Regions from separate parts of the Homo sapiens genome. Here all the other regions are linked to region 3. Evidence: read pairs that join two places in POLR2A ChIA-PET (ENCODE). Cell type or tissue: OCI-LY7. All regions are shown on one strand. Each heading gives the region's core, and the rest is flanking DNA. Links, peaks and the distances in the headings are about the cores only.

What was found. Peaks named below come from ENCODE experiments on the same cell type or tissue, not always from the same donor. Only the 100,000 strongest peaks of a DNase experiment are listed, where the experiment ranks them.
Region 1: POLR2A ChIA-PET joins it to region 3 with 6 read pairs; 2 of 35 experiments call an interaction of 5 or more read pairs at or near these places.
Region 2: POLR2A ChIA-PET joins it to region 3 with 5 read pairs; 1 of 35 experiments calls an interaction of 5 or more read pairs at or near these places.

What each region holds. Positions count from the first base shown.
Region 1 is chr1:45,408,923-45,419,824 of GRCh38, forward strand. All of the region lies in intron 3 of TESK2 (testis associated actin remodelling kinase 2), which reads right to left. It also overlaps the pseudogene PPIAP36. Among named protein-coding and RNA genes, the nearest start is that of TOE1, 74 kb to the left of the region's middle. In OCI-LY7, for the core only: CTCF peaks have their summits at 2,768 (motif pointing right), 2,977 and 4,120; a DNase peak (open chromatin) is centred at 4,129.
Region 2 is chr1:45,788,634-45,799,535 of GRCh38, forward strand. No RefSeq gene overlaps it. Among named protein-coding and RNA genes, the nearest start is that of MAST2, 9.5 kb to the right of the region's middle. In OCI-LY7, for the core only: CTCF peaks have their summits at 5,773 (motif pointing left) and 5,973; a DNase peak (open chromatin) is centred at 5,778; H3K4me3 peaks cover 868 bases; H3K27ac peaks cover 521 bases.
Region 3 is chr1:45,920,003-45,930,904 of GRCh38, forward strand. All of the region lies in intron 4 of MAST2 (microtubule associated serine/threonine kinase 2), which reads left to right. Among named protein-coding and RNA genes, the nearest start is that of MAST2, 120 kb to the left of the region's middle. RefSeq lists a silencer at 5,315-5,609 and an enhancer at 7,194-7,887. In OCI-LY7, for the core only: no CTCF peak of the experiment used is centred there; a DNase peak (open chromatin) is centred at 6,049; H3K4me3 peaks cover 1,321 bases; H3K27ac peaks cover 1,949 bases.

The DNA of each region.
Region 1 (10,902 bases), core at 2,131-7,130, 510 kb before region 3:
ATATTTAACTGATTAGTTACAAGAAATGGGGATGTTGACTTTCAGGCCCAGTTACCCCTTAAAAGACTTTGAATAGCCCTCTTATTTTTAGCCCAAGCCTGACACCCACCTTCAGTTCCTGAGCTTTTATAAGTTTCTGTGATGCAAACTGGCTTGGTTCTAATTGGCATCAGCTTCTAGAGATACTACACTATAGGCACTACAAATACAGTGGTGAAAAAGATAAACTTCTACCCTCAGAGAGCTCATTCAATACTGGAGGCTTTAAGCAATAGGTAAACAAATGAATAAGGTTCTTTTCAGAAGTAATGAGAACTTGTAACAAATATCGATGTCTATTTTAGACTAGTCAAAAAGATTTCTTTGAAGAGGGGCTATCTCAGCAGAAATATATCATATGATTCTGGAATAAAGTAAGTACAAAGGCCCTGAAGCAGGGAAAAAAGCTTAATGTGTCTGAGAAACAAGAGGGTTAGTGAGTGTGGTTAGAATGATGTAAGAAAAAGGAAGAATGATTGGAAATATGGTCAGAGCCACGTAGGCCAAATCATTTAGGGCCTGATAGGTTAAAGCCCAGAGTATGAACTTTGAAGAATGACAAAAAGCTGTATTAGGAAATTCAGCAGGGAAATGACATAATCTGATTTACCCTCTTAAAATTCAATCTGGCTATTGTGGGGTAAAAGGGGAAGACAAGAGATCAATTAGGATGGTTGGGCTAGAGTAGTAAGTGTAGAGGTAAAAAGACTCAGGACATATTTTGAAGATAATGCTGAACTACTTGATGGTTTGAAATAGGGTGTAAGAGAAAGATAATAAGAATGGTAAGTTTTTGGCTCAAGTGATGGATGAATGGTGGGAGAGGTCTGGAAAGAAGAAAGGGAATGCGGCAGGAAATTAATAGTGGTCCATAATGGGTACTCAATAATTAGTAATCATTGTTTATATTAAAAATCTTCAGCCAAGACACAGTGGCTCACACCTGTAATACCAGCACTTTGGGAGGCCAACGGGGGCAGATCACTTGAGGCCAGGAGTTTGAGACCAGCCTGGCCAACATGGTGAAATCCTATCTCTACTAAAAATACAAAAATTAGCTGGGTGTGGTGACACATGCCTGTAATCCCAGCTACTCGGGAGGCTGAAGCACGAGAACCTGGGAGGCGGAGGTTGCAGTGAGCAGAGATCATGCCACTGTACTCCAGCCTGGGTGACAGAGTGAGACTCTGTCTCAAAAAAAAATTAAGATCACCTTACAGTCTAGTGTTACAAAAGATGCTTTGTGAACTCTCTTGAGAGTCTTTCACCTAGTTACCCACCAGGATTACAATGATAAAATCAGAGAGATCCACTTTATTATTTTTTTTTCAACCTTCAACAGATGCAAAAAAACATTTTAGGCTGGGAGCAGTGGCTCACGCCTGTAATCCCAGTACTTTGGGAGGCCGAGGCAAACGGATCACCTGAGGTTAGGAGTTCGAGGCCAGCCTGGCTAACATGGTGAAACCCTGTTTCTCCTAAAAATACAAAAAATTAGCTGGGCATGGTGGCGCGTGCCTGTAATCCCAGCTACTCGGGAGGCTGAGGCAGGAGAATCACTTGAACCTGAGAGGCAGAGGTTGTAGTAAGCTGAGATTGCACCATTGCACCCCAGCTTGGGCAACAAGAGCGAAACTCCAACTCAAAAAAAAAAAATTTTTTTTTAAAACACTGCCCATTTATTCTGGAACACACTCCACATCCACATTCACTCACCCTTAAGATATTTTAAAAACCTGATTATTTAAAAATTGTTCAACATTTAATTCAATGTGATTTCTTATTTATATATTTATTTATTTTATTTTTTATTTTTTTTTTAACATACATGGTCTCACTATATCACCCAGTCTGTGTTTCAGTGGCACAACTGAAACCACCTTTGCAAAAGAGAAATCTGACATCGTTAACTCTATCTTGCCTCCAACCTCAAGCTGTTTGTCTTTGGTCATTCCTGGGCATAGGCCAAGCTAACTTTGGGAGGAATTTAGTTTACAGTTTAACCTTAAAGCAAGGATGATAATAGCCCTTCCCAAAACTAAACTACCTTTGTAAAACTAAGGAAAGGCCACAAGGTTAGGATTATGGGAGGGGAGAGAATTCTGCTAAAATGTAGGTATAGTTCTACAATTTCTTACTGCTTGGGAGTCATGTGGCTAGAGATCACAAGATTTGTGACTTCTCCAACTGCTCCTATAGATAACATCACTATTATAGAACCTAAGACTGGTTTTCTGAGAGATTTTTTTCAGACCAACCCCACCCAGACTCATGACTCATGACTCAACTGGTCCTGTAGCCCAGCCTTCCCCAACCTTTTTGGCACCAGGGACTGGTTTTGTGGAAGACAATTTTTCCACAGACTCGGGTGAGGGTCAGGTGGAGGGATGGTTTTGGGATGAAACTGTTCCACCTGAGATCATCAGGCATTTGATTCTCATAAGGGACGTGCAACCAAGATCCCTCGCATGCACAGTTCACAACAGGGTTCACGCTTCTATGAAAATATAATGCCACCGCTGATCTGACAGGAAGCAGAGCTCAGGCAGCAATGCTTGCTCACCTGTTCACCTCCTGCTGTGTGGCCCAGTTCCTAACAGGCCACAGGCTGATACCGGTCCATAACCTGGGGGTTGAGGACTCCTGCTGTAGCCCTACACAGAGGCACACTCAGCGCACAAGGACTTTTCCACACCCCCAATTAATCAGCAGCACCCATTCCCTCAGCCCTGCCCACCAAATTGTCCATAAAAACTCTAACCTCTAGAGGGCTTCAGGAAGACTGATTTAAGTGATAACTGCCTCTTTGGCATGGCTGGCCTTGAGTCAATTAAACTCTTTCTTACTGCAATGCCACGATCTCAGGGAATTGATTTTGTCTGTGCAGCTGGCAGGAAGAAGCCATCATAGCTCACTACTCCTAGGCTCAAATGGATCCTCCCGCCTCAGTCTCCCAAGTGCTCAGATTATAGGTGTAAGCCACCATGCCCTGCCTCAGTGTGATTTCTAACAACTGATCTGGTCCATTCTCATTAAACAGAAGAAATCAAAGCACAGAGGTTAAATAACTTGTCCTAGAGAATATAATTAGGAAATTGTGGAGCTGTGTGAATTGTACAAGAGAAAGAGTGGAAGAAAAGGCTGGAAAAACAGACTGAACCTTAACTGTCAGTCTAAATAATTTTTGACTCGATTTTGAAACCAATGTGAGCCACAAAAAGTTTTAAGAAATAAACTATACAACCAGAGCTGAGTATCAGGAAGAGTGAAAAAGGGCAAAGAGACAGGGAAAATAATTCACTCCAGGTGAAAGTGAAGAAGGCTGAATTACAGCCCACATATACGGGAAGGAATAGATGCAAAAGCCTTTGAATATTTAGAATCACAGCTTAGCTTCTCATTAGAAGCAAGGAATACATGATAACCAAAAATGGCTGGAATTTTTCAGGATGGATAACTGGAAAGATGGCTGTCTTAATAACTGAGACTGGGAAAATATCCTGCCATATTCTCACAGCATTAGCTAATGCTAGTCTATTTCCTACATAGTATAATTTACTTCTTAAGGAGACTCTCTGGGAGACAAGAAGCCTCTATTTCTCTTGCATTAATCATGATATTACCTAGCACAGGGAGGGACTGAGTAGTTCCAAGCAAATATTTGTGAATTGAAGGCATAGTCTTCAATTTCATATTTGGTGAATTGAAGGCATATTTGGTGAATTGAAGGAGTCTAAAAGAAATATTAAATTTCTCATGGCATAAATAACAGAGAGACCCAGTGCAGTGGCTCAAGCCTATAATCCCAGCATTTTGGGAGGCCGAGGTGGGAGGATTGCTTGAGCTCAGGAGTTCGAGACCAGCCTGGGCAATATAGTGAGAACTTTCTCTACAAAAAAATTTTCAAAGTTAGCCAAGTGTGGCGGCATACGCCTGCAGTCCCAGCTACTCAGGAGGCTGAGGTGGGAGGATTGCTTGAGCCCAGAAGGCAGAGATTGCAGTGAGCCTGGGCAACAGAGTGAGGCCCTGTCTTGGGGTCGTGGGGAGGTATGAGAACAAATCTGAGTGTATAGTTCCTCAAAAAGGCCACTGGGGAGTGGAAGTGAGTGGGGCATAGAACTGGGTTACAGATCTTGAGCATAAGACTTCCTGGCGTAAACAACCTTATTCACAAGAGACCTAAACAATCAGTCCCTGCATTCAACAAAGTACTTTATTGTTCCTTTTTTTAACTGATAACTTTGAGCAACTGATGATAAAATAACCAATCTTCACTGGGCCCATGTATAAACAGAATACACACACATGAACAAAATTTACACAAGTACTACCTCTATGACTTACCAGGCCCACACTTTTCCTCCCAAATAGAAATCTTAGGAGGAAGGGAGATAAAGGGAAAAAGGGAAACTAGGAGGTTGGGGTCAAGAAAAAGAGAACTACAAAGGTTCAGCTCACTCACTCCTGCTGGGCACACAATAGCTCTGGCAGAAGAGAACCAAGGTATGCCCAGAGGATTAAATGCCTACCACCTGGCAGATCATGCAGATAGGCTTCTTTCCCAAGTAGCCTTTCCAAAGCACTAACAGAAGAATTTTCAACTCATTCTTTTTCTTTTTCTTTCTTTCTTTCTTTCCTTCATTTCTCTCTCTCTCTCTTTCTTTTAAGCAAGAGACCTTTTCTTCAAAACTCTTATACAGAAGTTCAATATAAAAAAGATAAAAAGTGCAACTGTTCTGACTAGATGAAGCCAAGAGAACAGAAGTCTCATCTACTCAGCCACCTCCCATACCCGGGGCCAGCACCTGAGAAGGCACATCTGTGTAATCCTAGGGTTCCAAGAGATGGATTCTTCCCAATGTAGATCTAATCTCAATTTGGGGAAAAATTCTGGTTCATACTTCTGCACCTATAAAAGAAAGCTTATAATGTTTACAGCTTGAAAATAGACTAAGAGCCATACTAACAAATAGTAACCAAAAAATTTAAATCCTAAGTATTAACAGCAAATTGCTAAGACAACCAGAAAGCATTTAGAAAATACAAATTCTAAGAACCTTGAGAATAAAACATAGTCATGCTTAGTTTGGCATTTAAGGAGTCACAGGGAAGTATAATAAATGTTTCCATTACATTAATACTCGTCTGGGTAACAAAAGCCAAAAGGACTTTGTTTGCTCTAGGCCACTGGTTAGAATAATTTCCTTTTGTTGTCTTCAAAATATATAGTGAAAGTGAAGACATAAAAACATAAATGATATAAATAATTAGAAGCTTCTTTTAAAAAGTAATCCATTTCAGGCTTTTAAACCACAGTATCTTTGAGACAGATGGCTTATGCAGAACAAAAATGGTCACCATCAGAGGGCAAACCCACGTGGCTAACAATAATTACATTCTCATGTATTATACTTGCAGTGTGACAGTTCCTGTGCCAGAGGCTTTATATATATCATCTCATTTGTGGGCTTATTGGGAAGATTTAGATAGACTGAATGCTACCTTTCATACATTAGAAAACTTGGCTGAGAGCAAAGAACATTACTTTTTTAAGTTAAGGGGGATGAGGGTGGAGGTGGGGATCATTCCTAAGCAATAGGATCAAAAGGAGATAAGCTAAGAAAGTACATCAAGGAGATATGGAATAGGAATGGTAATGTTGGTCTCATCACAACCCTACATGTTTCTAGGCTGGAATACATATACCCGTAGCAAAGCAAAGGCAAAGATGTAGGTAGCCCAGCATTATCAAATACAGTAGGCACTAGCTTCATGTGGCAATTTAAATTTAAAGCAATCCAAATAAAATTTTAATTTCTTGTTTGCATTAGCAATATTTCTGTGCTTATTAGCCACATGTGGCTACTGGACAGCAGAAATATAGAACATTTCCATCACTGCAGAAGGTTCTATTGGACAGCAATGCTTTAGTAGAAAACCGTTGAATCTATTAAAAGCAACAGTAGGCACTCAACAAGTGTTTAGTGAGTAAATGAATAAAAAAAAGATAGGTGCTTTGTGGACACTGCTGCCACCGCCAGGAGCCCCGTACTATCAGCCATGGTCAACCCCACCATGTTCTTCAACATCACAGTCAAACAGCGAGCCCTTGGGCCACGTCTCCTTCGAGCTGTTTGCAGACAAGTTTCCAAAGACAACAGAAAACTTTTGTGCTCTGACCACTGGAGAGAAAGGATTTGGTTATAAGGGTTCCTGCTTTCACAGAATTATTCCAGGGTTTATGTGTCCGGTTGGATGGCAAGCATGTGGTCTTTGGCAAGGTGAAAGAAGGCATGAATATTGTGGAGGCCATGGGGCACTTTGGGTCTGGGAATGGCAAGACCAGCAAGGAGATCACCATTGCTGACTGTGGACAACTCTAATAAATTTGACTTGTGTTTTATTTTAACCACCAGACCATTCCTTCTGTGGCTCAGGAGAGCACTCCTCCACCCCATTTGCTCGCAATATCCCATAATCTTTGTGCTTTCGCTGCAGTTCCCTTTGGGTTCCATGTTTTCCTTGTTCCCTTCCATGCATAGCTGGATTGCAGAGTTAAGTTTATGATTACGAAATAAAAACTAAATAACAACAACAACAACAACAACAAAGGCTATAATAGGCCACTGAAAGAAGCAGCCAGAGGAAAAGAAACTAATAATAATAGCTAACATTTACTGAGCACTTACCACATACCAGGTACTATTCTAAGTGATTTACGTGTACTAATTTAATTAATCTTCAATAACAACTCCGTAAAATATTTACTGTCATTACCCTCATTTTATAGATGGGAAAACTAAGGCTTAGAGAGGTTAACTAAACTTTCCTAAGATCCAGGATTTGAATCCAGGCAGTTTGATCTAGAATCTAGAGCAAGCTTGTCCAACCCACAGCCCATGGGCCACATGTAGCCCAGAATGGCTTTCAATGTGGCACAACACAAATTCATAAACTTTCTTAAAACACTATGAGATTTTTTTTTTGCAATTGTTTGTTTTAGCTCATCAGCTATTGTTAGTGTTAGTGTATTTTATATGTGACCCCAGATAATTCTTCTTCCAATATGGCCCAGGGAAGCCAAAAGATTGGACACCTCTAATCTAGAGCCTTTTTTTTTTTTTTTTTTTTTTTTTTTTGAGACAAGCTCTGGCTGTATCACCCAGGCTGGAGTGAAGTGGTATGATCTCAGCTCACTACAAGTTCTGCCTCCTAGGCTCAAGCCATCCTCCCACCTCAGCCTCTAAAGTCGCTAGGGCTACAGGCGCACACCACCATGCCCAGTTAATTTTTGTATTTTTTGTAGAGAAAACAAGGTTTTCTCTACAAAAACCATGTTTTCTCTACAAAAAATACAAAAGAAAACATGGTTTCACCATCTTGCCCAGGCTGGTCTTGAACTTGTGAGCTCAAGGAATCTGTCTGCCTCGGCTTCCCAAAGTGCTGGGATTACAGGTGTGGGCACACCCAACCTAAAGCCTTCATTTTTAATCATACTATAGTACTACTTTTTAAAATAGATCAAACATAAATGTATACAGTGTAGAATGATTAAATCAAGCTAATTAACATATCTACTACCTCACATCATTTTTTGTGGTGACATATTTAAAATTTACTCCTATTCCTGGATCATATAGCAGTTCTATTTTCTGTTTTTGGAAATATACATTATTATTAACTATAGTCACCATACTGCACAACAGATTTCAGAAATGTATTCCTCCTATGTAACTGAAACTTTGTGTCTCTGACCAACTTCCCCCTATTTCCTCCCCCATCCCATCCACTCACCCCATCCTCTGGTAACCACCATTCTTCTCTCCACATTTTTTTTTTTTTTGAGACAGAGTCTTGCTCTGTCACCCAGGCTGGAGCGCAGTGGTGCGATCTCGGCTCACTGCAACCTCCGCCTCTCGGGTTCAAGTGATTCTCCTGCCTCAGCCTCCTGAGTAACTGGGACTACAGGTGTGTGCCACCACACCCGGCTGATTTTTTGTATTTTTAGTAGAGATGGGGTTTCACCGTGTTAGCCAGGATGGTCTCGATCTCTTGACCTCGTGATCCACCCACCTCAGCCTCCCAAAGTGCTGGGATTACAGGCATGAGCCACTGCACCCAGCCTCTTCTCTCTACTTCTATGAGATCGACTTTTTTAGAGTTCATACATAAATGAGATCATGAGTTATTTGTCTTTCTGTGTCTGGCTTATTTCATTTAGTGTAACATCCTCCAGGTTCATCCAAGTTGTCCCAAATGACAGTATTTCCTTCTTTTTTGTTGTTTTTTGAGACAGTTTCGCTCTTGTTGCCCAGGCTGGAACGCAATGGTGCAATCTCAGCTCACTGCAACCTCTGCCTCCCAGGTTCAAGTGATTCTCCTGCCTCAGCCCCCTGAGTAGCTGGGGTTACAGGCATGCACCACCACACCCGGCTAATTTTATATTTTTTAGTAGAGACAGGGTTTCTCCATGTTAGTCAGGCTGGTCTCGAACTCCCGACTCAGGTGATCCACCTGCCTCGGCCTTCCAAGCTTTTAGTTTGATGCAATCTCATTTGTCTATTTTTGCTTTTGTTGCTTGTGCACATCCAAAAAATTGTCTACCCAATCTCATGGAGATTTTTCTATTATGTTTTCTTTTTTTTTTTGAGACAGAGTCTCGCTCTGTCGCCTGGGCTGGAGTGCGGTGGCGCGATCTCGGCTCACTGCAAGCTCTGCCTCCAGGGTTCACGCCATTCTCCTGTCTCAGCCTCCCGAGTGGCTGGGACTACAGGCACCCACCACCACACCTGGCTAATTTTTTATATTTTTAGTAGAGACGGGGTTTCACAGTATTAGCCAGGATGGTCTCGATCTCCTGACCTCGTGATCCGCCCACCTCGGCCTCCTAAAGTGCTGGGATTACAGGCGTGAGCCACCGTACCCAGCATACATTTTCTTTTAGTAGTTTTACAGTTTCAGGTTATACTATACCATTTTATTATATAACAAGTATATCTAAAGATTTTGCTGTAATGGAATAAAATTTATTTAAAGTCAACTTTCCATGCATTTGCTAGTTCAGTTCACAGTGAAGAGAGTAAGAAAAGGAATGATAAAATAAAAAGATTAGCAGGAAAGATGCCAAAATGCTAATACTAGTTTTAGCCCTACATGCTGAGATTAAGGGCAAGTTTTATTTTCTTTTTCTTACTAATTCTATTTTCTAAATGTTTGCATTGCAATTATGTATCACTTCTGTAATAATAAAAAAATTAAAATATTACTTCTTAAGCTAGATATTACTTAAAATATGATCATCTTAAAAATTCCTAAGCAGAATATCAAAGCCTCATCTACCTCACTCTCAAACATGGTGGAAGCCCCCTAACTGATCTCTTTGCTACCAGTCTCTCTAACACTAAACCATTCTGCATCTTGTCATCAATTACCTTATCATTCTAGTTTCTGCTCAGAATCCAATCACAGATCATAAACTACAATCCTTTGGATTTATGCAAAGCATTTCTGGATAATTTGACCCAATTCTACTTTTCCACCTTTATCTACCAATACTATCCTATCAAATCCTCAGTTCTTCTAAGAGAAGCCTGGTAGAAAGAACATAGGCCTTAGAGGAGACTTTGGCCCATACATAATCTCTTGGCCTCAATGGAGAGTGAGTGTGAAGATGAAATCTTTAAATAAGTAACACACCCAGTATACAACATGCCTTCAATAAATGGTCATTATTATTATTGTCATTATTAGCCAAATAGGATTTTATTCACTGACTCCTCAAAAAGCTTTGCATTTTTATATCTGTGCTTTCTATATCACTATTTGCTCTGAGTTCCTCCCCTATCTTCTAAAATCCTTTTAAAAATCAAGGTTCATTATTATGCACGACATGCCTGCATCAAAATATTTTATGTAACCCATAAGCAGATATACTTACTATGTAATCACAAAAATTAAAAGTAATTTAAAAAAAAATTCAAAGTCCGGTTCAAGTCCCCTCCTAGAAGGCTTCCCTGACCCTTTTTTTTTTTTTTTGAGACAGAGTCTTGCTCTGTTGCCAGGCTGGAATACAGTGGCGCAATCTCAGCTCACTGAAACCACTGCCTCCCAGGTTCAAGAGCTTCTCCTGCCTCAGCCTCCCGAGTAGCTGGGACTACAGGTGCATGCCACCACACCCAGCTAATTTTTGTATTTTTAGTAGAGACGGGGTTTCACCATGTTGGCCAGGATGGTCTCGAACTCTTGACCTTGTGATCTGCCTGCCTCAGCCTCCCAAAGTGCTGGGATTACAGGCGTGAGCCGTCACGCCCAGACTTCCCTGACTCTTCAAAGTTAATATGACCCCTCACTCATTTGAACTCCTAAGGCACTTAAGAGTTTATTCTACTCAAATGGTGGTGTCTTAGTTAATTTATTAGTTCTCTTTCCATCAATGTAAGTAGAGCAAGTAAAGTATAAATTCCTTGCTAGCAGACACTCTATTTTATATATATCTTGATATCTTTCTGATGTCTGAATATATCACCAGGCATATAGTAGATGCTCAAAAAATGTGTTAATCTGGCCAGGTGCGGTGGCTCACACCTGTAATCCCAGCACTTTGGGAGGCCGAAGCAGGTGGATTACCTGAGGTCAGGAGTTCAAGACAAGCCTGGCCAACGTGGTAAAACCCCGTCTCTACTAAAAATACAAAAATTAGCCGGGTGTGATGGCGAGTGTCTGTAATCCCAGCTACTTGGGAGGCTGAGGCAGGAGAATCACTTGAACCCAGGAGGTGGAGGTTGCAGAGAGCTGAGATCGAGCCATTGCACTCCAGCCTGGGCGACAAGAGTGAAACTCCGTCTCAAAAAAAAAGTGTTAATT
Region 2 (10,902 bases), core at 3,874-8,873, 130 kb before region 3:
GCCAGCCAGCCAGCCGGGCACAGTGGCCTATAATTCCAGCACTTTGGGAGGCCAAGGTGGGTGGATCACCTGAAGTCAGGAGATCAAGACCAGCCTGACCAACATAGTGAAACCCCCTCTCTACTAAAGATACAAATTAGCTGGGCATGGTGGTACATGCCTGTAATCCCAGCTACGTGGGAGGCTGAGGCAGGAGAATCGCTTGAACCTGGGAGGCAGAGGTTGCAGTGAGCGAAGATCACACCATTGGACTCCAGCCTAGGCAATAAGAGCAAATCTCTGTATCAAAAAAACAAAACAAAAACAAAAACAAAAAGAAAGACATATAACTTGTGGCCGGGCATAGTGGCTCATGCCTGTAATCCCAGAACTTTGGGAGGCCAAGGCAGGAGGATCACGAGGTCAGGAGTTTGAGACCAGCCTGACCGACATGGTGAAAACTCGTCTCTACTAAAAATAAAAAAATTAGCCAGAAGTAGTGGCGCACAGCTGTAATCCCAGCTACTCAGGAGGCTGAGGCAAGAGAATCGCTTAAACCTGGGAGGTGGAGGGTACAGTGAGCCGAGATTGTGTCACTGCACTCCAGCCTGGGTGACAGAGTGAGACTCTGTATCCAAAAAAAAAAAAGAAAGAAAAAAGAAACATAACTTGCACCAGCTAGTCCTCTGCAGTGTACAGCAGTGTAGAGGAAGGACAAGAAATGGATGGAGACAAGCATAATTAATAATGGCTGACGTTTTCAAAGATGTTCCCAAGTCTATCAGGATTTTTAAAAATCTAACCTCAAAATTATAAAATTTTAAAAACAGAAATAGAAATGTCAGGACCATGTGGGTTTTCTTATCTTATTATCCATTGATTGCTAAAATAGAAGCAGCATTTTAATTTGTTTCATTTTTAAACCATGGTTTTATGTTTTTCTGGAAATTCCTTTTTAAAAATTATTTTATTGTTTTTTAGAGACAGAGTCTAACTCTGTTTCCCAGGCTCGAGTGCAGTGACATGATCATAAATCACTGCAGCCTCAAACTCCTGGGGTTAAGGGATTCTCCTGCTTCAACCTCCCAAGTAGCTAGGACTACAGGTATGTGCCACCATGCCTGGCTAATTTTTAAATTTTTTGTAGAGACAGGATCTCGCTGTGTTGCCCAGGCTGGTCTATGAACTCCTGGCCTCAATTGCTCCTCCTGCCTAGGCCTCCCAAAGTGCTGGGATTATAGGCATGAGCCACTGTGCTAGCTAGGTAATTCTAATAGCCATTCTTTTAATCTTGTTAGAAGCTACTGTCTTTGTTGCCATATCAATAAAATCTTTCATCTTCATAAACATACTATCATTTAATTGGCATTTGTTCCATTTTAACTATTTAAAACATTAAAAAGGGTTTTTTGCTTTTATTATTTTTCACTGACACAATAATTATATATATTTACTGGGTACAGCGTGATATTTCTTTTTTTTCTTTTTTTTTTTTTTTTTGAGAGAGAGTCTCGCTCTTTTGCCCAGGCTGGAGTGCAGTGGCACTATCTTAGCTCACTGCAAGCTCCGCCTCCCGGGTTCAAGCCATTTTCCTGCCTCAGCCTCCCGAGTAGCTGAGATTACAGGTAACTTTTTCATGTTTTCACAGATGATAGGATTTTGTTCTTTTACCGATGAATAGTATCCCATTGTGTGTGTGAGGGAAATTAAGTGTATGTGTATATATATGCGTGCGTGCGTATATATATTCCATTGTGGGGGTGTGTGTGCGTATATATATATATAGTATTCCATTGTGTGTATATATATATTCCATTGTGTGTGTGCGTATGTGTGTATATAGATATAGTGTTCCATTGTGTGTGTGTCTATATATATTCCATTGTGTGTGTATATATATATATTCCATTGTATGTATTATATATGTGTGTATGTATGTATGTACATACACACATATGTGTATATATATGTGCATATGTGTATATACACACACACAATGGAGTATATACACACACACAATGGAGTATATATATATATATATATATACACATAAAGAAAATGTGATATCTATCTATATATATCTGTATATAACCTATAGATATACATAGGCTGTTGTGAATAGTGTTGCAAAAAACATGGGAGTGCAGATAACATAATTTCCTTTGGATATATGCTCAGTAGTGCAATTGCTGGCTCATCAGACAGCTCTGTTTTTCTTTTTTCTTTTCTTTTTTTTTTTTTTTTTTTGAGACGGAGTCTCACTCTGTCGCCAGGTTGGAGTGCAGTGGCGCAATCTTGGCTCACTGCAACCTCTGCCTCCCGAGTTCAAGCTATTCTCCTGCCTCAGCCTCCCAAGTAGCTGGGATTACAGGTACATGCCATCATGCCCAGCTAATTTTTTGTATTTTTAGTAGAGACGGGGTTTCACCATGTTAGCCAGGATGGTCTCAATCTCCTGACCTCGTGATCCGCCCACCTCAGCCTCCCAAAGTGCTGGGATTACAGGCGTGAGCAACTGTGCCCCGCTTTGTTTTTCATTTTTTGAGGAACCTCTATACTGTTTTCCATAATGGCTGTACTAATTTACATTCCCTCCAGCAATATGTAGAGTTCCCGTTTCTCCACATCTTCTCCAGAATTTGTTATTTTTTTGTCTTTCTGATAGTAGCCATTCTAACTGGAGTGAGATGTTATCTCATTGTGGTTTTGATTTGAATTTCCCTGGTGATTAGTGATGTTGAGCGTTCTTTTATATACCTGCTGGCCATTTGTATGTCTCATTTGAGAGATGTCTATTCAACTCATTTGCCCATTTAAAAAAATTGGATTCTTTGGGTGTTTTTGCTGTTGAATTGTTTGAGTTCCTTGTATATTCGTGGTATTAATCCTTTGCCAGATTAATATTTTGAAAATATTTTCTCCCATTCTACTGGTTGTCTCTTCACTCTGTTGATAGTTTCCTTTGCTGTGGAGAAGATTTTAGTTTGATATAGTAATAATCCCTTTTGTCTATTTTTGCTTCTTTTTTTTTGAGACAAAGTTTTGCTCTTATTGCCCAGGCTGGAGTGCAATGGCATGACCTCAGCTCACTGCAACCTCTGCCTCCCGGGTTCAAGCAATTCTCCTGCCTCAGCCTCCTGAGTAGCTGGGATTCCAGGTGCCCACCAACATGCCTGAATAATTTTTTGTATTTTTAGTAGAGATGGGGTTTCACCATTTTGGCCAGGCTTGTCTCAAACTCCTGACCTCAGGTAATCCACCTGCCTCGGCCTCCCAAAGTGCTGGGATTCCAGGCATGAGCCACTGGGCCCAGCTATTTTTGAGTTTGTTGCTTGTGCTTGTGAGGTATTATCTATAAAATCTTTGCCCAGTCCCATGTTTTGGAGTGTTTCTTTTATACTTTCTTTTAGTAGTTTCATAGTTTCAGGTCTTACATTTAAGTCTTTAGTCCATTTTGAGTTGATTTTTGTATATTGTGAGAGATAAAGGTCTGGTTTCATTCTACAGCATACAGATATCCAGTTTTCCTAGTACATTTATTGAAGAGACTTTACTTCCTCCAATGAATGTTCTTGGTGCCTTAGTCAAAAATCAGTTGGCTGTAAATACATGGATTTATTTCGCGTTCTCTATTCCATTCCATAGGTGTATATATCCATTTTTAGGTCAGTACTATGCTGTTTTAGTTACTATAGCCTTGTAGTATATTTTGAAGTCAGGTAGTGTGATGCATCCCACTTTGTTCTTTTTGCTCAGGATTGCTTTGGCTATTAGGAGTTTTCTGTAGTTCCATATGAATTTTAGGATTTTTTTCTGTGAAACATTCTGAGAAGAATGTCACTGGTATTTTGATAGGGATTGCATTGAATCTATAGACAGCTTTTGGTAGTATGATCATTTTGACATTATTGGTTGTATGATCATTTTTATGTTACTGGTTCTTCCAATCCATGAACATGAGATGTGAGATGTCTTTCCATTTTTTTGTGTGTCCTCTCCAACTTCTTTCTTTTCTTTTCTTTTTTCTCTTCTTTTCTTTTCTCTTGTCTTGTCTTGTCTCCCCTCCCCTCCCCTCCCCTCTCCTCTTCTCTTCTTTTATTTTTTTAAGACAGAGTCTTGCTCTGTTGCCCAGGATGGAGTGTAGTGGTGCGATCATGGCTCACTGCAGTCCCCCACTCCCAGGTTCAAGCAATTCTTGTGCCTTAGCCTCCCAATTAGCTGAGACTACAGGCACGTACTACCATGCCTGGCTAACTTCTGTATTTTTAGTAGAGACAAGATTTCACCATGTTGGCCAGGCTGGTCTCAAATTCCTGACCTCAAGTTATCCTCCCGCCTTGGCCACCCAAAGTGCTAGGATTACAGGCGTGAACCACTGCACCCAACCTCCTCTTCAATTTCTTTCATCAGTGTCCTATGGTTTTCCTTGTAGAGATCTTTCACTTCTCTGGTTAAACTTATTCCTAGGTATTTTACTTTTTTGTAGCTATGTTAAATGAGATTGCTTTTTATATTTGTTTGTTGTTTGTGTATAGAAATGTTACTAAATTTTTGTATGTTGATTTTGTATTCTGCAATGTTACTGAATTTGTTTATGAATTTTAGGAGTGTTTTGGTAGAGATTTTAGGGTTTTCCACATGTAAGATCATGTCATTTGCAAACAGGAACAATTTGACTACTTCCTTTCCAGTTTAGAGATCCTTTATTTCTTTTCTTGACTAATTTCTCTGGCTAGGACCCATTTTAACTTTTGACTTATTTATTTATTTATTTTGAGACGGAGTTTTGCTCTGTCACCAGGCTGGAGTGCAGTGGCGCGATGTCAGCTCACTGCAACCTCTGCCTCCTGGGTTCAAGCAATTCTCCTGCCTCAGCCTTCCGAGTAGCTGGGACTACAGGTGCGTGCCACCACGCCTGGCTAATTTTTTGTATTTTTAGTAGAGACGGGGTTTTACCATATTAGCCAGGATGGTCTCGATCTCCTGACCTTGTTATCCTCATGCCTTGGCCTCCCAAAGTGCTGGGATTACAGGCGTAAGCCACCGCGCCCGGTCCAACTTTTGACTTTTTATTCTAATTTGGAACAATTACACTTTAGGCTTGTTGTGTAGCTAAATCTTGATATTTCTTTTCATTGTATTTTTATATTAGGTCAATTGTTTCTCCCCATATCAACCTTTTTTTTTAAAAGATTTATTTATATTTTTTGCTGGAATACACACTTGTAATGAATTTTTTTTTCAAGAAGAGTACATGGAAGATGAAGTTTCTGAACAACTAAATTTCCAAAAGTGTAACTGATAAGTTTGATGTTTGGGCTTGTTTTCAAAGGAAAATAAATAATTATAATGGGGAAGGAATTAGTTAATAAAATTTCCCCCACCCAAATACCAAAATAAGGAGCCTTAGGGCACCAAATCTCCTAGGGTGATTCTTCCATTTATTCTCAGGATATATTTAGAAGTATCAGGGGAGTTTGTGGCTGTCTATGGTTAGAGAGAAGGATGTCAAGTAGTGCAGCTGTTCCAAAGACTGCTCCGATTTATTATTTTGATCTTTGTTTCCCTTCTCAGATGTTCTCTGTTCGTGCTAACTTCAATTTAGAAATTCTCTCTCCCAGGAAGTCTATTTCCACTCCCATTTTAGCCTTTTCTGTGCATAATCTGGACCAGGGGTCCCTAACCCCTGGACCACTTGGTACCGGTCTGCAGCCCGTTAGGAACCAGGCTGCATGGCAGAAGGTGAGTGGCAGGCACATGAGCATTACTGTCTGAGCTCCACCTCCTGTTAGATCAGCGGCATTAGATTTTCATAAGAGCACAAACCCTATTGTGAACTGGGCATGCAACAGGTCTAGGTTGTGCCTGCCTTGTAAGAATCTAACAAATGCCTGATGAACTGAGGTGGAACAGTTTCATCCTGAAACCACCCCCACCCCCCGGAAAAATTTTCTTCTACGAAACCAGTCCCTGGTACCAAAAAGTTTGGGGACTGCTGTTCTGGACTGTGGCTTTTTCAACTCTAGTTTATCCATCATTATGATCCTATCTCTGTAAAAAAAATGTGTCTTCTTTTTTTAATAATTGTATGGGATTAGATATTGTATTTGTCTGCTTTTAGTCTTTTAGGAATTTATCACAGACTGGATTTATTTTATTTATTTTTGGTACAAATTCCATGGGACTTTTGGAAGGGAAGTTGTAAAAACACGTGCTTAGCTTTGTACATTAAACAAAGCCTCTTGACTTATATTTCTTAGAAACCAGTGCTGGATGAAGCATAGATTGGAGAAGACAAAAGTAGGAGTGGGGAATCCAATTATTTTAGTTGGAATGAGTTCCAGTCTGTCTAAACAAAAATATTATAATAATAAAAATAATTTAAAAAATTACATGAGTGTGGTGGCTCAAGCCTGTGGTTCCAGCTCCTCAGGAGGCTGAGGTAGAGGATCTCTTGAGCCCAGGAGTTCCAGGATACAGTGAGTTATGTCCATGCTACTGTACTCCAGCATGACAGAGTGAGACTTCATCTTAAAAATTTTTTTTTTGGCTGGGCACAGTGGCTCATGCTTGTAATCCCAACACTTTGGGAGGCCAAGGTGGGCAGATCACGAGGTCAGAAGTTCGAGAACAGCCTGACCAACATGGTGAAACCCCGTCTCTACTAAAAATACAAAAATTAGCCTGGCGTGGTGGCGGGCACCTGTACTACTCGCAGCTACTTGGGAGGCTGAGGCAGGAGGATCACTTGAGGTGGAGGTTGCAGTGAGCCGAGATTGCACCACTACACTCCAGCCTGGGTGACAGAGTGAGACTCTGTCTCAAAAAATAAATAAATAAATAAATAATTTTTTTTGTTTGTTTTGAGACAGAGCCTCGCTTTGTCACCCAGGCTAGAGCGCAGAGGCATGATCTCTGCTCACTTCAACCTCCACCTCCCAAGTTCAAGTGATCCTTGTGCCTCAGCCTCCCGAGTAGCAGGGATTACAGGCGTCTACCACCATGCCTGGCTAATTTTTGTATTTTTAGTAGAGACAGGGTTTCATCAAGTTTGCCAGGCTAGTCTCAAACTCCTGACCTCAGGTGATCTGCCCGCCTTGGCCTCCAAAAGTGCTGGGATTACAGGCATGAGCCACCACGCCCGGCCTAAAAAAATTTTTTTAAAGTCACGGCATGGCGGCTCATGGCTGTTATCTCAGCACTTTGGGAGGCTGAGGTGGGTGAATTGCTTGAGGCCAGGAGTTTGAGACCAGCCTGAGCAACACAGTGAGACCCTTGTCTCTACAAAACAAAGTTTTTAAAAAATTAAAATAAGTAAATAAAAAAAAAGTTGTGACCCACTAGCTTCTCTAGCAAAAGAGGAATCAGAATCATCATAGTAAATCATTAAGATAGAAATTTGGTTACTCATGGCCAGGCATGGTGGCTCATTCCTGTAATCCCAGTACTTTGGGAGGCCAAGGCGGGCAGATCACTTGAGGTCAGGAGTTGGACACCAGCCTGGCCAACATGGTGAAACCCTGTCTCTACTAAAAATACAAAAAACAGCTAGGCACGGTGGTGCATGTCTGTAATCCCAGCTACTCAGGAGGCTGAGGCACAAAAATCACTTAAACCTGGAATGCGGAGGTTAGTTAGCCGAGATGGCACCACTGCACTCCAGCCTGGGTGACAGAGTGAGACTGTCTCAAAAAAAAAAAAAAAAGAAAGAAAGAAAAGTTTGGCTACTTGTTACGGATACCCAAAGTAACTGACTTCAACGAGATAGGAGTGTATTTCTCTCTCACATATAGTACAGAAGGCAAGTATGGCAGTTCTGCTCTGTCAGTTCATCTAGGAACTTTCTTTACTGTTGCATTGTCATCCCTAGGATGTTTTTCCCATTCCTGTGGTCCAAGATCAATTTCTGCCATGATACTTTCTAAGAAACAGGATGAAAGAAGGGCCAAAAGAAGAAAGGGAAGATGTGTTTCTTTTTAAGAGCATAATTTAGAAGCTGCGCTCATCACTTATGCTCACATGTCACTGGCCACAGCTTAGTCACATGACTATATTTAGTCACAAAGAAGGCAAAGAAATTTGTCTTTATTCTCGGTGTCCATGTGTCCAACAATAAGAAGAAGGGGAGAATAGATACTGGGGGACAACTATCTGTTTTTTTCATTATTTCTGTAATAATACAGAAATCACTGAAGCTGGCTCTTTTTTTTTTTTTTTTTTTGAGACAGAGTCTTGTTCTGTCGCCCAGGCTGGAGTGCAATGGCATAATCTCAGCTCACTGCAACCTCCGCCTCCCAGGTTCAAGCGATTCTCCTGCCTCAGCCTGCTGAGTAGTTGGGATTACAGGTGGCTGCCACCACGCCCAGCCGGCTAGTTTTTGTATTTTTAGTAGAGACGGGGTTTCGCCATGTTGGCCAGGCTGACCTCAGGTGATCTGCTCACCTCGGCCTCCCTAAGTACTGGGATTACAGGCGTGAGCCTCTGTGCCCAGCGCAAAGCTGACTCTTCGAAGAGTAATATGGGCCCTTTTGAACTACCTAGGGAGTCTTAGAAGAGCAGGGAGTGTTAGAATCACTGAAAGCAGCCTTCTCCTGGAGGGTATGTGTAGATTCCCCAGCCCGCTAGGGTAATCTCCTTTAAGAGGATTAGCAAGTAATCATTGCCTAAGAAAAAGGAGCATAATTACCCCTTCTTTTTTTTTTTTTTTTTTGAGACAAAGTCTCACTCTGTTGCCAGGCTGGAGGGCAATGGCGTGATCTTGGCTTAACACAACCTCCGCCTCCCGGGTTCAAGTGATTCTCCTGCCTCAGCCTCCCGAGTAGCTGGAATTACAAGCATGGGCCATCTTGCCCAGCTAATTTTTGTATTTTTAGTACAGACGGGGTTTTACCATGTTGGCCAGGATAGTCTCAATCTCCTGACCTCGTGATCCACCAGCCTCTGCCTCCCAAAGTGCTGGGATTACAGGCGTGAGCCACTGCACCTGGCCTCCCCTTCTGTATTGAGTGTTTAACAGGAAGAGCAGAAAGTCCCTAGGAAGTGGACTTCTTGGGAGAATTTGTGCTGGGGCTGCTTGTTTCCCTGGGAGATGACTGTGCTTTGCATGGGACATGAAAAAGTGAAGGACTAAGCTTCAATTATGGGAACTCTGGCCTGGGCATCCTTGACTGAGCTTAGTACTGAGGGAAATTGTCCTCCTTCAAAAAAATCTCTGTTGAATCAGAAGGACCTTTCTTGAAAGTAATGTTATGTGGTTTGTGTTAGTCTGCTTGGGCTACCATAACAAAAGAACACAGATTAGGTGGCTTAAACAACAGAAATTTATTTTTTTCACAGTTCTAGAGGCTGAACATCCAAAATCAAGGTTCTAGCCAATTTGGATTCTGGTGGGGGCACTCTTCCTGGCCCATAGACAGCTGTCTTCTCACTATGTTCTCACATGGCCCTCCTCAGTACATGTGCCTCGAGAGAGGGTGAGTGCTCTGGTGTCTCCGCTTATAAGGACATTAATCTCATAGGATTAGGGCCCTACCCTTAAAACCTCATTTAAGTTTAATTACTTCCTTAGAGGCCTCATCTCCAAATACAGCCACACTAGGTGTTAGGACTTTGACGTACAAATCTGGGGGAGACACAAACATTCAGTCCATAATATGGTCCCAGGGAGCAAAGATGCCAATGGACTGATCTAATTATAGCTGAATTTGGCTATGGAAGTTGGACTGATCTTCCTGAAGTAGATTTCAAAGACAGCCACAAGTTCTTCCCCTCCCTGAATCTATTCCCCCTTGCCATGTAACTTTAGTCCCTGGCCACACTGACTTGCTTTGGCAATGACACAGTTGCTAATGTGGCATCAACAGAGATTTGAAAAGTGCTTTCACATTGCGGCTCGCTGTCTCTTCCTCCTCACAGGACCCCCTACCACTGCTGTCATGTGAAGAAGTCCAAGTAAGCCTGAAGGATGGTGAGAGCTATATGGGTTAGTCATTCCCACTGCCATGGCCAATGGCCTGCCAATTGCCATATGTGTGACAGAAGCCATTTTAGATGACTTAGCCACCAGCCAGCCAGCCCTCAGCCGACTGCAGATGCATAAGCAAGCCTAGCAGTGATTAGATAAACTGGACCAGACCATAAGAACTGCCCAGTTGGCTCACAAAAATGTCAGCTAAATAAATGGTTGTTGTTTTAAGCCACAAGTTTTGAGACAGTTTGTTATATGACAATAGATAACTGCTATACTTACCTTTTTTTTTTTGAGACAGGGTCGCATTCTGTCACCCAAGCTGGAGTGCAGTTGTGTGATCTTGGCTGACTACAACCTCCATCTCCCACGCTCAAGTGATCCTCCCACTTCAGCCTCCTGAGTAGCTGGGACTACAGGCATGTGCCACCATGCCCAGCTAGTTTTTGTATTTTTTGTAGAGATGGGGTTTTGCCATGTCACCTAGGCTGGTCTCAAAAATCTTGAGCTCAGGGGGGAGGGGGAAGGGATAGCATTAGGAGATATACCTAATGCTAAATGACGAGTTAATGGGTGCAGCACACCAGCATGGCACATGTATACATATGTAACTAACCTGCACATTGTGCACATGTACCCTAAAACTTAAAGTATAATAATAATAATAATTTTAAAAAAAATCTTGGGCTCAAGTGATCATCCCACCTTGGCCTCCTAAAGTTCTGGATTACAGGTGTGAGCCACGGTGCCCAGCCCATACTTAACTTTTAGAATATAAAACAATTTTGGAGTTCTTAGATAATTAAGGAGGAGATACTAGGCTTCCTAATAATATGACATAAGGGGCCTAACTAGAATAAGGAAAAGTAATGTGATCACATTTATATTCTAAGAGTATGGTATTGTTCATATCGGTTAAACATCTAACTATGGGTGGCCCTCAGTTCTGAGCTCTA
Region 3 (10,902 bases), core at 3,307-8,306:
GAAGGAATACTTTCAGGCTTTGTTTGGTGAGACCAGGGCAGCACTTGAGGCTAATTTTTTCTTACTACTGAGGCAATACTTTGAGTACTCTATTTGATGCCCATGTATTGTGAGTTTTTTCCACTCAGGCTGATGGGAGCATGAACGATTCTGGGTCCTTAGTGAGCCCTGAAGAGGGTACCTGCTCATGTTCTTGGATAGTTTCCTTATCCACATATGCTGATAGATATTCAGCTAAAAACTCAGAGGAAGCCCCTGCAGATCTCCAGAGTTCCCCTCTGTATATCTGTCTTCTCTGGTACCCTGCTTTGAAAATTCTAGCCACCTTAGCCTCCCCAAGTTCTCAACTCTGTCTTCTCAACTCAGGGAGACTGCTGGACTCTGTTTGAGTACCCCCTTTTGCTGCTTCCTAGGCATGCAGTCTTAGGGCTTATTTTGCATGTTTCCCATCGGTCCAGTGTCTGCAAACTATTGTTTCATATATTTCATCTAATTTTTTTGTTTTTAAGGTGCAAGGGTAAATCTGATCTCTGATTCCCCATAATGATGAGAAGCAGAAGTCTAGTCTTGCTAATATTTTGAGCTCATGCTTCTGTCATTAGTTGTTCTTATTGCTTTATGAGATTATTGGTTGACTGATTCACGTTGCATAAGCCCAATAGAAGCAGATTATTTTAAAATTATTTTATCTTCCTTAGTCAAGAAAAGTTGGAAAATGTAATGTCAAAAGAATAAGAATAGGTAACATTTGCTGAGCATTTACTATGTCTTAACATTTTTAAAATGACTTACATTTGTTAAATTTAATTCTCAAAATACTCTGATGAGGTGGGTGACACATGTTCATTTTTTTTTCGATGAGGTGGATAATCTGAGTAAATCTGTTTTATAGATGAAGACACTGTAGTACAGAGAAGTTAAGGAAGTTATTAATAAGTAGTAGAAACTACCATTCAACCCCACAGTATCTTACTCCAATGTCTGTGGTGTTTTTTGTTTGTTTGTTTGTTTGAGACGGAGTCTCACTCTGTCACCCAGGCTGGAGTGCAGTGGCGCAATCTCGGCTCACTGCAAGCTCCATCTCCCGGGTTCAAGCAGTTCTCCTGCCTCAGCCTCCTGAGTAGCTAGGATTACAGGCGACCGCCACCACGCCCAGCTAATTTTTGTATTTTTAGTAGAGACGGGGTTTCACCACGTTGGTCAGGCTGGTCTCAAACCCCTGACCTCGTGATTCACCCACCTCGGACTCCCAAAGTGCTGGGATTACAGGTGTGAGCCACCGTGCCCAGCCTATGTCTGTGGTCTTAACCCCTCAGCTGTTGTTACGGGATCCTGGGAGGTGTTGCTTTTCTAGCTAGAAACCTCTGTGGCTGGTGACGCTTTTGCCTGAGCTTTGTTTGCTCAGGCCTGCTGGGCCCAGTTGGCCCAGCAGGCTGCACTTGCCTCAAGCTACCAGCCTGGATCCCATGCCTCCAAAGAGACTGGAGCGGAATAGTGAAGGGTGTGTGGCAAGTGAGCATAGGGTCCGGCCACTGCACGCAGTCAGGCATGCCAACTGCTGCAGCAGGGCAGCTAGCTCCAAGGGCTGGCATGGGTGCTAGCTCACTGTGAGGCTGCATCGGGACCAGGCGCCACGCAAGCAACTTCCACAGCTGGCACAAGGGAACGCGGTGGTGCCCAGAAACTTGGAGACTTTAGGAGCCACCAGGCCCCAAAGCAGGAGTCACAGCTCAGGCTCGGGGAGCTCTCAGGTCTGGTCTCTCCAAAGGGCTGCAGCTCTTCTCTCCTTCTCTCTTCTCTCCTTCTTGTCGCCCACAATGTGTTGAGCAAGGGGCATGTTTCAGCTCTGTTTGTATTACAGCTCTTTTGGCCCTGCCATTCGGTGGGTCCCGAGTTCTTGTCCTGCATCCAAAAGGAATGAGGTACACAGACAAATATAGGGTGAGCAAGACAAAGGGGAACTTTATTGAGTGATATAATAGCTTAGAGGGGACCCGCAGTGGGTAGCTCCTATCTGTAGGCAGGTCCTCCCGTTGAGTGTTCAGCTCTCAGCAGAGAGGAGGTCCTGGAGTGGGTGGCTCCTTTCTGCAGGCAGGTGGTCCCATTATCTCCCTATGGTCCCTCCCTCCTCTCCCCAAGCCTGGCTGAGTCCAGGGGCTTTTATGGGCCTCAGAGGGGAGGAAGTGCATGCTGGTTGGTCCATGGGCGGCCATGGGTGGGCCCAGGGAAAAGCACCACAAGTTGCCCTTGCGGTTTCTGGGACTGGCGACCCATCCCCCAGGCTTCAGGCTTTCCCTGGCTTGGAGGTGGGTCTTCACTGTGGACCAGCTTCTCTCCACCCAGGAGCCTGTCTGCCTCCTGCTGCTGTTCATGGTGACCAGGCTGTTCATGCTAAGGGGTGCCTGCAGGCCAGCACTGGGCTGTCCTCAGTGCACCCCTCAGCCTCCTTCCCATGCTTGTCAGTGCCCAAAGCCTGGAGGGGGCCAAAGTGGCAAGGGGGTTGGCATGTCAGCACTACCCCGAGCATGTGCACACTCAGCTGGGCTGTGACAGCTCCCGGGCTGGGTCCCAACTTTGCTCCGAGGTTGGAGTAGGCACTGACAGAGGGGAGAAGCCAGGTAGCGGGAGCGGACGATTCTGAGCCTGCGAGGGGCAGGGGCCTTCCTAGGCCCGAGAGTTCAGAGATGCCTGGGTCTGAAGCTGCAGCAGGGCGGTGGTGGCTGCACCTGGGGGGCTCCCACCCCACCAACTCGGAAGGGGTGGGGCTCCCACTTTTCCCTGGCTCCCACCGACTCTGTAGAGCATGCAGCCCCAGCTCCATCTCCTAGCAGTCTTGGGCAAGGGCTCCAGGTCTGATGCATTGTCCTGGGCCAGGTGCTGGGCTGCTCCAACGCATCGAGTCTGGTGCTCCTGGTGGTGACCGTGCCAGTTGTTTACATGGTGATCTGCTCCATGGGGCTGGTGAACAATGTGGGCATGCTGTACTTGCTGCTGTGGGGTGCCGCTTTCACTTCCTACCCTGGGCCCCTGAAGCATGGCCCCAGCTCTGTGTCTCGGGCCAGACCTCTGTGCCCCATGTGCAAGCACGGGACCACCCTGGGCCCAGCTCTGCCCTAGTGCCCCTCTCTGCCTGTTCCTCTGTGCACTTCTCTCCCACTGGCGGACGGCTCAGCTCAGCCTGGCCCAATTGTGGCAGTTCCCAGGGGTGGGTTCCCAGGGCAGTGGGCCTGTAGGGGGGCTTCCAAAGGAGGGTTCCAGGGACTGTCCACCTTGGCGTCTGCACCGGAAGACCCGTGTCCTGCATCTGTACCCCACTGCAGCCGGCGTCATGGCAGTGACTGCTTCATGGCAGTGACGGGCTGCCACTGCCATCACTGTAATGTTTCTGATGAACCATATGCAATCGAGAATTTATTTAATAAATTTACAAACTCTGAGCACTTACTAGCTCCCAGGCACTGTTCTTAGCACTTTAAAATGTAAAGGTCATTTGCTTCTCACACCAGTTCTGTGAGAGAGATTATCATTGTACTTATTTCACACAGGAAGCGAGGGTGCAGAGAGATTAAATAAATTGCTCAGGATAACACAGCTGTATAAGTGGCAGAACTGGGATAGAAACCTGGGTAGTCTGGCTTCAGAGATCACATTCTTAACAACCACACTGTTCCATGTCTCCATCTGAGATATTTTCATTATGTAATATCATACGTTCTGAACCAAAGTAGTTTTTGCAGCCTTGGGTCTTTTCCCAAGGTGATGTATTAATAACATTGTTTAATAAATCCTCCAATCCTGGGGGTGGGAATTGGTATTCCCACAGTCTGTTGTCACTTCTAGGTCATTACCTTTATTACCTTCTTGTAAAAACCTCTGTTCTTTTTTTTGAGACAAGTTCTCACTCTGTCACCTAGGCTGGAGTGCAGTAGCATGATCTCGGCTTACTGCAACCTCTGCTTCCCAGTTTCAAGCAATTCTCCTGCCTCAGCCTCCCCAGTAGCTGGGATTACAGACACCCGCCACCACACCTGGCTAATTTTTGTATTTTTAGTAGAGACTGGGTTTCATCATGTTGGCAAGGCTGGTCTCAAACTCCTGACAAGTGACCTGCCCACTTCAGCCTCCCAAAGTGCTGGGATTACAGGCATGAGCCACCACACTCGGCAAAAAAATCCCTCTGTTTTTTTAGGCCTGTATCATTCCATTTTACCCCTGCTCATTACTGTCATCTATTAATTTAGTTTTGTTCTCTGTACTCAAATTCACAGTCCAGAACAGAATCTGTGCTTAGTGAAAACGGTGATGAACCTCCATTCTGCAACATCTTTATGATGAACCTCTCTTACTCAATTTATTAAGCAAATTAGCAAGTAAAGTAGAAAGATGAGAAAAATGGTTCCAGTAAACAATGTGCATAAGTGAAGAACTGAAAATTGAGTGCTACTGGCAGTGAATTTGACTCTGAGTTCCAGAAGAGAGGGAACTAGGAGGGGGGACTTCCAGGGGCGGGTTCCAGGGACTGCCCACCTTGGCATCTGCACCTGAGGACCCGTAGCCTGCTCCTGTACCCCACTGCAGCCAGAGTCATGTCAGTGGCCATATTAGGATGTCTTTTTTATCTCTCTTTTTTTAATTTGATGAGTATAACTATTATAGGCTGAATTATGTTCTACTAAAATTTGTATAGGTTGAAGTCCTAACCCCTAGTAACTCAGAACGTCACTGTATTTGGAGACAGGATCTTTAAAGGGGCAATTAAGGTTAAATGAAGTCTTTGAGATAGATCCTAATCCAGTATGACTTGTGTCCTTACGAGAAGAGGGGATTAGGACACAGACAAGCACAGAGGGAAGGCCATGCAAAGACAAAGGGAGGTAGCCATTTAGAATCCAAGGAATGAGGTCATAGAAGAAACCAACCCTGCTAATGCCCTTATCTTGGACTTCTAGCCTGAACTATGAGGAAATAAATTTCTGTTGGTTAAGTCACCCAGTTTGTGATACTTGGTTATGTATGGCAACCCTAGTAAACCAACACAGCTATTGAGGCATTTGGCTGCATTGCCCCAGAGTTGGAAAACAGTGTCCCCTTGCATCATAGTGTAGTGAGGACTAGCCCTGCTTAAGGTCTTAAGCCTCTTTATTGACTGTATCTTAGGGATGGTCTTAGGACCTTACAAATTGTTGCCCGTAATAATTTGAAGGACAATGAAGATACAGTCTTGAAATGATACCCACTCTAGCTCTGTAATACATTGCGTTTTATGCCTTGATTGGAAGGAATGAGTCTGTTATAAACAAACGTTGATGCTAGCTCTTAAGTGTCTCAGATGGGTATGATGAACCTTAAGAGGCATAATAAATTTCATTGTGATTTGGGTTAAATTAAATAACCACTAACCTTTACTCCATTTGCATGTCTTCTAAGAAAATGATTCCAGAGTATTGATTGGCACTCAGATGGGGGTGTTGCATTTTTAGAGTAAGAGTGCTAGATTGACTTTGTGTTGTAAGTGGTGTCCTTGAAGAGAGGAGGCAGTTGTGTCTCTGGCTATTCACTGGCCCAGCTGTAGGCCTGCTGGAGAGAGAAGTTTGATGTTAACAGCTTAATGGAACACAGAATGACTTAGGTTTTGAATCAGTTTTGAATTGCCATAGACTTTGTCAGCCCTGAAGTAGGAGGGCTTGCAGCAGGAAATCCTTACTAGAGTGATTTTTATATTGGAAGCATTCTAGCTTTATCTTGCTTCCTACTGCATAGGAATTTCTTCCATACAATGTCTAGCAAAAAGCTATTCAGCCTTTGCTTGAACATCTTCAGCAACAAGCAGTTCACTCTCAAAGCTTTCATCCAGTGGTACCAATTTAGTTCTCTGGCACCTCCTATGTCACACGTATGAGAGACTTTTGGTAGACTTGCGTGGCAAATGGACAGGTGTTCCTTTGGGCCTCCTCCAGAACTAGGCAACCTTTGAAACCCCTTTTTGGTAGTGTCAAAATTATTTCCTGCCAAAGAGAAAGCACTATTTTCATTTTACCAACACCTGCTTTTCTTGTCTTGTCTTTTTTTAAACAACTGCTTTTCAGAGTAATTTCAAAAGAGGAACATCTCCCAGAACTTGTTCTTATCCTGGCCCTGCTGCATAGTGGTGGTAGGCAGATTACTTCACTTCTTTCTACCTCAGTTCTCTTCATTATTAAAATGGGACTCACAATAGTATTTCAAGGATTATAGTAAGAATTAAGTGAGTCAGTACATCTACAATTGTTTAGATATTACCTGGGCTGCTAGACTGGTTATTTTGCTGCTTCCATTGTTGGGAGACTCAGATGTTGCTAATTCTTAGCACTTCATTTTGCTTCCATTACTTTTTTCTTTGCTTCTATTACTTTTCTCATATTCTTATTTTCCCTTGGATATATTGCCTACCATATGTCCATACTGCAGAAGCTCCATTACTGGCTTAGGTGAGGCAGTGGCAGCTGGGTGCCCTCCTGCCCTCTCATGCATTCTCACTAATTGTTTCTGCTGAAAACTGGCCTGTTGGGGCTCAGCAGGACATGGACTGAAATGAAAAACACTTTGAATTACATTCTTTCTAAAAGACCATTTTTTGGCAATGAGGAAAGTCCATCAAAACGGTTTCAAGGTATTTCATTTCTCCTCTTACAGCAGGGAAAGCGCATCTTGAGAGTATCTTCAGAAGAAGTGATTCTCTTGTTAGAGTAGGGAAGGTTTTTTGATTTTTTTTTTTTGTTTTTTCATTGAAAAGGTAAAATAATGAAGACTAGTGCTGTGCTTTAACTTCAGGAACCCTTATATGCGACAGATAGTTTTTCATAGACCCTGGCTCCAGGTGACCCTGAATGAAGATATAATCCTGTATGGCTAGATGCCAAATGGTTGCTCTTGCCTATCAGGGGACCTGTCCCGATAATCATGTAGGTTCTTTTATATTTTTCCTAAGCGTCGGCTGGCTTGAGAAATAAAGGGACAGAGTACAAAAGAGAGAAATTTTAAAGCTGGGTGTCCGGGGGAGACATCACACGTTGGTAGGATCCGTGATGCCCCACAAGCCACAAAAACCAGCAAGTTTTTATTAGGGATTTTCAAAAGGGGAGGGAGTGTGCGAATAGGTGTGGGTGACAGACATCAAGTACTTAACAGGGTAATAGAATATCACAAGGCAAGTGGAGGCAGGGCGAGATCACAGGACCACAGGACCGAGGCGAAATTAAAATTGCTAATGAAATTTCGGGCACTATTGTCATTGATAACATCTTATCAGGAGATAGAGTTTTGAGATCAACCGGTCTGACCACAATTTATTAGGCGGGAATTTCCTCTTCCTAATAAGCCTGGGAGCGCTATGGGAGACTGGGGTCTATTTCACCCCTGCAGCCTCAACCATAAGAGACAGGCCACGCCCAGGGGGGCTGTTTATAAGCCAATACCTCCAGGCGCGTATTCTCTTTCTCAGGGACGTTCCATGCTGAGAATAAGAATTCAGCGATATTTCTCCCATTTGCTTTTGAAAGAAGAGAAATACGGCTCTGTTCTGCCTGACTCACCGGCGGTCAGAGTTTAAGGTTCTCTCTCTTATTCCCTGAACAATTGCTGTTATCCTGTTCTTTTTTCAAGGTGCTCAGATTTCATATTGCTCAAACACATGCTGTATAATTTGTGCAGTTAACACAGTTATCACATGGTCCTGAAGCGACATGCATCCTTTTCAGCTGACAGGATTAAGAGATTAAAGTATAAAGACAGGCATAGGAAAGCACAGGGGTATTGATTGGGGAAGTGATAAGTGTCCATGAAATCTTTACAATTTATGTTTAGAGATTGCAGTAAAGACAGGCATAAGAAATTACAAAAGTATTAATTTGGGGAACTAATAAATGTCCATAAAATCTTCACAATCCATGTTCTTCTGCCATGGCTTCAGCCGGTCCCTCTGTTTGGGGTCCCTGACTTCCTGCAATACTTGCCTAAGAGCAGGAAGCTGAAGCTTTCTAGGATACTTCTGTTTCTAGAACTAGGAAAATTTTATTTACTAAATTTTACATTGTGTTATGGAAAAATCTCAAAAATGTTCAAAAGTAGAAAGACTCATACTACATCCCCAGTATCGTCTACATTGTCAGCTCATGGTATACTATCTCATCTACATCCCCACCTATTTTCTTTCTCTGTCTCTCTTGCTTATTTTGAAGCAAATCTCAAATTTTATGTCATTTCATCTATACATATTTGTATCTCTAAATGTAAGGACTCCTGAAAAATGTAATCACAGTATTATTACCACACCTAAAACAATAGTTTATCAATGTAATCAAATATCCAGTTTATGTTCAAATTTTTTTTGCAGTTGGTTTTTTGGAATCAGTAGCCAAACTATGTCAGCACAGTGTATTTGGTTAATACATCTCTTAAGTAGGGTGGTGATACAATTTAGTGTCTAAACTAGGAAATTTTATATAATGAAAGAGGATTGTTAATATTACTGGGACAACAGACATAAACCTGTTAAATAAAATAATTGGGATGTCTGATCACTCTTTCTTTTTTTTTTTTTCTTTTCTTTTTTTCCTTTTGAGACAGAGTCTCTCTCTATTGCCCAGGCTGGAGTGCAGTGGCACAATCACAGCTCACTGCAACCTTGAACTCCAGGCTCAAACAATCCTCCAACCTCAGCCTCCCAAGTAGTTGGGACTACAGACATGCACCAGAAGCCTGGCTAATTTTTTCTATTTTTTGTAGAGATAGGGTCTTGCCGTGTTGCCCAGGCTGTACTGCAAAGTTTATTTTAATCTAGGGTGTTCTCACCTTTTTTTTTTTCCTTGCAATTTATTTGTTGCAGAAACCGAGTTGTTTGTTCTTGTAGACTTTCCCACATTCTGGATTTTGCTGATTGCATCCTTCAGAGGTTTTTTTCTGACATGTTCTTATGAGCTCTGTATTTCCTATAAACTGGGGGCTTGACCTGATTGTGGTTTGGTTGGGTTGAGGGGGTGGGAAGAATACTTAACAGTTGGTTCAGTGTATATCTGTCAGGAGGCGGGTAATGTCAAGTCTCTCCCTTGTTTTGTTAGTAGTGGCCATTGATAATTATCACCTAGATTCATTATTTTCTTAGGAGTTTGCAAAAGATGATTCTCCTTCCCTTTATTAACTACAGTACTTACACAAAAGAATTTTCTCCTCATTATCTGTTTTTTTTTACCCTGAAGTACAGATAATTACCCTTATTCGCATTGACTCAGCTTAGACTCTTTCCTGAGTCTTCAGCCTAAAGCCTGAGTGTCCTCAGTTCCTTGGTCAGTGTTTCATACCTGCTTATTACTGCTTCGTTGTGAAGATTGTTTGCCCAGAGCAGCAGGGGGGGAGTTGTTGGTGGTGAAGCCCCTTGGAGTTTGCCATTTACATAGCTAACTGATTGCTCAGCTGAGGAAAACCTTGGCTTCCTCTTCTGGCCCACGTAGAAAGAGGAATTATCTGTAGTAGTCATGCTTGTTATGTAGACTCTGGGACTCTGAGAGGTGAGAATGCATCTAGAAGGCAGCAGCTTTTCTTTCATGTCCCTAGATGCCACAAGAGGAGGAGCCATTGCTGATCCTGATGGCCTCATTTTGGTAGATAGGATGGGCTTAGGGCTAGAGAGTCCTGCTGTTAAGAAACTAGCATACTGGAGTAGTCAGAGAAACGATTAATTTACAATAATAGATCCTTGACACAGAAGAATTAATTTTCATGGCTTTGTTTGTTAATATATACATATGTGTGTGTAAATAGATGGATTTTTTTTTTTGGAGGGCTATCTTCAGGATAAATTACTAGAACTGGGATAGCTGAGTCAAAAATTAAATGTATATGTAGTTTTATTAGATATTGTCCAGTTTCCCTTCACAGTCTATGGTTATACTATTTTACATTTCCATCAGCAGTTTAAGATAATGTCTATTTGCACACAGCCTTGCCAACAATATGATTGTCAAGCTTTTGAATTTTTGCTAATCTGAGAGCTAAAAAATGGTATCTCAATGTAGCCAAGTAAAAAGTCATATTAAAATATTCCTAAAGGATGAAGTTTGTTTTGAGGGGGGATGGAATTTCTCTGTCGCCCAGGCTGGAGTGCGCGATCTCAGCTCACTGCATCCTCCGCCTCCAGGTTTAAGCAATTCTCTGCCTCAGTCTCCCCAGTAGCTGAGATTACAGGCACCCACCACCACGCCTGGCTAATTTTTTTTGTATTTTTAGTAGAGACGGGGTTTCACCATCTTGGCCAGGCTGATCTTGAACTCCTGACCTCATGATCTACCCGCCTTGGCCTCCCAAAGTGCTGGGATTACAGATGTGAGCCACCGCGCCTGGCCTGTTTTTTGTTTTTTTTGTTTTGTTTTGTTTTGTTTTGTTTTGTTTTGTTTATCTTATGTGAAGGGAATCAGTTTCCTGTCCTGGGAAATTGAGATAGATGCATTCATTCATTCATTCATTCATACATTCAACTGCATACTAGGCCCTCTGAGCAGGAGAAGATGCCCACATAGGCAATAGAACACTTCGCAGCACGGGGTAGAGTAAAAGGGATGCTTTTTATTTCATAAGCTTTCAGCCTTATTCACCCCTATTCAGTCATTCCCAGAACTTTTCAAGTGATTTCTCTGGATGTTAGCAGAAATATTTTTTTAATGTCAAAATTCCAAGAATAGTTCAAAGAGCTTTTCACCCCCCAAACCAGGGGTCAGCAAAATAAACCCCATGAACCAAATGTGACCTGTGGGCTGTGTTTATACAAGCCACAAGCTAATAATGAAGTTTACATTTTTTAAGGGATATTTACAAAAAACAAGGAATATGTGACAGAGACCACATGTGACCTGCAAAGCCTAAAATACTTAT